Linked DNA regions of Homo sapiens: region 2 is linked to region 1. The links are chromatin contacts, found by Hi-C or POLR2A ChIA-PET in ENCODE. All regions are on one chromosome and are shown on one strand. The core of a region is the stretch at or near the end of the contact, and the rest is flanking DNA. Distances in the headings are between cores, read along the strand shown.

Region 1 (2,700 bases), core at 169-2,668:
CTGAAAAATGATCCGAATATAACTGCAAGTTGCCTGTGATGTTTACAAATTCTTTCCTTTCTTTGTTCAGTTTTGCAAACACTCCAATTTTCATTTCAGCGAAGAAGAGAATTTTCTGCTCAGGTATTTCTTTGAGATTCTATTCTTCAGGGTCAAGAGCAATTCTGAATTCTGAATTCCAATTCTGAGCCAAGATGGACTAAGCTCTTAATTATAATGGGGAGGGAAGGGAAAAGACCACTTCTCTCTTTGTGTCTTTTCATTTTAACCCAGTCACTGAAAAGAGTGAAGGAGGAGGTGGTTGGTTATCAGAGAGCCAGAGCTAAACTGAGCTGCCTAATTTTAACAGCGTCTGAGACATTTCTCACTCTGGCACTCTAAGCAATGCAATAACCCAACTCCTCATGGCCCAAAGCCCCAGACTCTGGTTTTCAGACAAAACAACAACAACAACAACAACAACAAAAACCCACCGTTATGACAGTCCTGCCGCTGAGCTAACCAGAACCTGGCTGCACTACTTTCCATTCACTGCCCAACCCTTTCCTGCCTTGCAGACTTGGAAAGCAAAAATGACATTTTGGAAAACCTGGTTCACCTTCCCAGCCAGAAGTGCAGAACTGCATGCCTCAACCTCCAACTTCGGACAGGCCTCCTGACAGCGAAGATCAGAGGCTCAGGGCACCCCGGGGCCCCTCAGGCAGGGAACGTGCATTCCCACCCCTGACTCCCCTCGCACCGAAGCTGCACATGCTCCTTCTTCCCTGCCTTCCTCTGCATGCTCCTTGGACCCAAGCTGAACCCTTTCTTCCTCTCTCCATCTACAATTACAAACGCAAATTCTCAGCCAAGGATGAAAGAAGTAAATTGTAGGCTCGCACAATATCAATAATTCCGCGGGTCACAGCATCCCGCACAAGGACGCCTTCTTATTGCATAATTAACGCGAGGAAGGCTCTTCCCGCTACTCCCGCGAACTAGGGAGGTCTTCAAGTCGCCAAAACACACCGGGATGTGGCTCGCCAGGACAAAACCCGCGGGTTCCCCGGTTTTTCCGTGCGCCCCGCGGCGGGGAGAGGGGCCCAGGCGCTGAAACCCACCCGCCTGCGCGTCCCCGAGCTCACCCTACTGGAGCGGCGCTCGTCCGGGTCCTTAGGCTCCTCCCCTGGCCCTGGGGGCGCCGCGCGGGTCGGGCTTCGCCGGGCCTGTGGGCGAAGCGCGCGGGGTCCTGGGAGCTCGGGAGGCCCGCCCCACCTTGCCCCGAGGCCTCCGCGCCGCGGCCCGTCGGGTCCCGGGATGTGGCGGCGGCGGCAGCGGAAGTAAGGAAGACGCCCGGCGCGCTAGACCGGCTTTGGGGGCCAGAACGCCGGCACCGCCTCACGCGGCCCCCTCGCGCCTATCCGGCCGTGCGCGCCGCCTGCCCGCGCGCGTCCCCGCCGCCGTCCCCGGCCGTGCGCGTTCCAGCGGGTCGCGGGGAGTGGGGAGGGGCGCGGCCGCGGGACCCCAGGCCCGGATCCCGAGTCTCCCTTTCTGCCGCTGCAAAAGCGTTCTTTCTGACCGAGACCTGCGGCCGGAACAAGTCCCGCTGGGCCTCCATCCAGAAAACAGGTTCGCTTTTTGAGAAAGAAAAAAAATCCCAAACTTGGAAAAAGGCAAAAAACCAAACCAAAACAACAACAAAGTCACACACACACACAAAACCACCTTGGAAAAATACAAAAAATAGATAAGTAAATTTCTTAAATCCCCAACTTGGAAAAAGGCCACTTGCTTGCGTTAAGGGTAACTTCTAGCATTTTCTAATAAGCCTACTTAGTAAAAGGGGGACGTTCTATTCTTTAAAGAACCCCCTTGGCTGTCCGGGTTGGGGATGTAACTGTTGTCTAGGTACAGTGGATTAACGAAGGACAATGATAACGGCCTGACCAGTTTACAGACCTGAAGAATTGTAACTTCTTAACCTGCAGAAATGGATAAGGCCTGAGTCAACCTCAAAGGTATTGGGATTTTATTGCCCCAAAGAAGATAAACTAGTTTTATTTTTATACAACCTACATGTTTGTTAACTACCCGACTATATCTGTGTCTATTTAGCAAACAAGTAAAATAGATACGTGTATGTATACACACACACACACACACACACACAATTTTTCAAAGCTTTCAAGGAACAAGCGTTTTTGTTTTTGTTTTTTTTCTTTTTTATTGGTTCCCTCCTTAATGAGTTAATAATATTGAGGGAGCTGGCTGTTTGAGTATTTCACTTCTAGCCCCATTACTAATCATGGTTTAAAGGTTCTGTCCCTCATGCAGAAGACGTTTACTGAGCCCTTTTTTGGGGCCCTGTGGTTGAGATGAGACATTGGGTTTCCCTTTGAGGATTTGAATCGATACACGTGCACGGCAGAAAAGAAGTAAGTAAATGTGAAGCTTGGATGTGATGCAGCATATTATGCAGGATTTAAGGATCAAGGCTCTGGGAATCAGACCACGTGGATTCAGAGCCTTAGTCACTGCATATGACTGTTGACCTTGTCACACTCTCATCTCTCTGTGTCCCAGTCTTCTCATCTACAGAATGTGGTACTAGGCCGGGCGTGGTGGCTCACGCCTGTAATCCCAACATTTTGAGAGGCGGAGGTAGGTGGATCACCTGAGGTCGGGAGTTCGAGACCAGCATGACCAACATGGAGAAACCCT
Region 2 (2,700 bases), core at 120-2,619, 160 kb after region 1:
AGGTTGCAGTGAGCCAAGCACACCACTGCACACTCCAGCCTAGGTGCCAGAGTGAGACTCTGTCTCAAAAAAAAAAAAAACAACAAAAAAAAAAAACAGTTCTGCTGGCTATGAAAGGCATCTATGAGAGAGATGGAAGGGCAATTTAGAAGGGTGTCCCTCTGTCATCAGGGAGGGCCAAAAGTTTTTTTTTTTTTTTTTTTGGCATTTATTACCTCCAGCTTTAAACTCAACCTTCTTATATAATCCCAAATATATATATATATATATATATATATTTTTTTTTTTTTGAGACGGAGTCTTGCTCTGTTGCCCAGGCTGGAGTGCAGTGGCGTGATCTTGGCTCACTGCAAACTCCGCCTCCTGGGTTCACACCATTCTCCTGCCTCAGCCTTCCGAGTAGCTGGGACTACAGGCGCCCTCCACCACGCCCCACTAATTTTTTTGTTGTTGTTGTATTTTTAGTAGAGATGGGGTTTCACCGTGTTAGCCAGGATGGTCTTGATCTCCTGACCTCGTGATCCACCAGTCTCGGCCTCCCAAAGTGCTGGGACTACAGGTGTGAGCCACCGCGCCCAGCCTATAATCCCAAATCTTGACCAACTACCTTTCAGGTATGGCAGGCAACAAGTGTTGTGACTGCAGCGCCTGCGTGAGAAACATGCTCCCATGAAAGGGGCCGGGTACAGTGACTCACACCTGTAATCCCAGCACCTTGGGAGGCCGAGGTGGGTGGATCACCTGAGGTCAGGAGTTCCAGGCCAGCCTGACCAACATGGTGAAACCCCATCTCTACTAAATACAAAAATTAGCTGGGCATGGTAGCGCCCTATAATTCCAGCTACTTGGGAGGCTGAGGCAGGAGAAGTGCTTGAACCTGGGAGGTGGAGATTGCAGCGAGCCAAGATTGCGCCACTGCACTCCAGCCTGGGCAACAAGAGTGAAATTTTGTCTCCAAAAAAAAAAAAAGAAAGTGCTTTTGTCCTGCTTACAGAAACCAGCTATTACTCACAGATATAACCTTAGAGACAGGTGGCTGTCAGTCTCAAGTGAAGATGTGCCTGTTTCCAAGTCCCCTCCCTCCCTCTCTGCTTTTGACCACATTCTCTACCCCATTCTTTGCTTCAGTAATCATCCGTCTTGATTTCCGCTTCTCCCTGGACATGGGGCCTTCAGGTAGTAACAGTGTTAGGGTCCTGTGGCAGAGAGTGCTGGTTGCCCACCAGTATCCAGGATTCTCCCCCTCTACTCCAGTGGCAATGGGACCCGCTGGAAGAGTAAACCCCGGCCTCTCTTGAGCTGTGGGTGGTTGGCTGGGAGTTCAGTTCTGGGCAAGCTGCTACTAGGAGGAACAGACAACTGTCATGTGCCCTTTGTGGGCTTAACCCCCTTCCTTCTACTTTCTGACGGAAGTGTGCATGCGACTGCAGCCTGCGTGGGCCGTGAGGTATTTATACATAGAGGCAAAGCAGTAAGGACAATATTCCCAAAGATGCTGTGGAGCCACTATATCCCAGCCCTTGACTGTCCTCTCTGGACTTCTGTCATTAGGAAAGACGTAACTTCCGTCTTGGTCTCTGTTAGTAGCAGCTGATGCATTTCCTGATAAAACCACCCGTCAAAGAAAACCTCAAACAAAACATTCATTCTAGCTTTCTACTGCCCGATGCTGAATTACTTGACATAACACAAGAGTACTCTGTATTCCCTGCCTCTAGCTGTCACCATTGCCTTTCAGTAACTTCATGGGCCCGGCTTTTGGACTTCCATTTCCAGCACTTGAGGAACACTAAAAAACCCACCTGATGATGACTCAAGCTGTTGGAGAAAACTTATTTTTAAATGTTATGTTCTTAACTGTTTCACTGAGTTGGTAAGAAAGGAAAACATTCTGAGAGGCCAAACACAAAGTGAAAGCAGAACTTCAGGAAGGTAAGGGGGCATTCAACTTTTCTCCCTAGGGATACAAACCAAATCTTAGTGATGCTGTGCTTCTATTAGGATGGACTTGTGGGGCCCAGGTGACAGGGGATTAGCGTGGGGAGTGCCTAAGTTGGGGGTCTGATTAGGAAGTCTCTGTGCAAACAGCTGGAATCCCAAAAGATTGCATTCAGTGTTAGGGGAAACTGGCACTAGCTGGAAGAGAACATAGTTGTCTCTGAGATGCCAACTACAAGCCTTCCCTCATGCAGGTTTGTAGTTCTAATTCTCATGCTACATCAGGTCTAAAATCCTCTCAAACCAGGTTCTCAAAGAGGCCCTAGGCTGGGCGCGGTGGTTCATGCCTGTAATCCTAGCACTTTGGGAGGCCGAGGAGGGTGGATCATCTGAGGTCAGGAGTTCCAGAACAGCCTGGCCAACATGGTGAAAACCTGTCTCTACTAAAAATATAAAATTAGCTGGGCGTGGTGGTGGGCGCCTGTAATCCCAGCTACTTGGGAGGCTGAAGCAGGAGAATCACTTGAACCTGGGAGGCAGAGGTTGCAGTCCAGCCTGGGCAACAAGAGCAAAACTCTGTCTAAAAAAAAAAAAAAAAAAAAAAAAAAAAGAGAAAGAAAGAAAGACATCCTAAGCTGGTAGTACCTCTTAGTTCACGGCCAAAGCAACTGCATATCTATGCTAGAGCACACCTTTGATTTAGCCTCAAATGCTCTCCACAGATAAAGCCCCAGCCGGGCACAGTAGCTCACGCCTGTAATC

Evidence for each region. A loop is a pair of places that touch in the nucleus more often than their neighbours do. ChIA-PET counts read pairs that join two places held with the same protein, here RNA polymerase II (POLR2A). Pooled maps may share reads with other maps.
Region 2: a pooled map shows a loop between it and region 1 (3-fold over the local background). The contact joins the enhancer-like site here to the promoter of CHST10 in region 1. A Hi-C loop is called at or near these places in 3 of 37 single-sample maps with no recorded cell type and 11 of 50 pooled maps. POLR2A ChIA-PET finds 5 or more read pairs at or near these places in 5 of 52 experiments (CD8-positive, alpha-beta T cell, SK-N-SH, activated B cell and 2 more).

What each region holds. Positions count from the first base shown.
Region 1 is chr2:100,416,250-100,418,949 of GRCh38, forward strand. CHST10 (carbohydrate sulfotransferase 10) reads right to left here and starts at 1,419. Exons shown (of 7, transcript NM_004854.5): 1 at 1,125-1,419. RefSeq lists silencers at 915-1,064, 1,075-1,524.
Region 2 is chr2:100,579,487-100,582,186 of GRCh38, forward strand. No RefSeq gene overlaps it. Among named protein-coding and RNA genes, the nearest start is that of PDCL3, 18 kb to the left of the region's middle. Within about 2 kb of position 1,370, at least 12 of the 41 ENCODE cell types and tissues checked have a DNase peak (open chromatin) inside an H3K27ac peak, as active enhancers do; they include CD8-positive, alpha-beta T cell, where a contact is called at or near this core.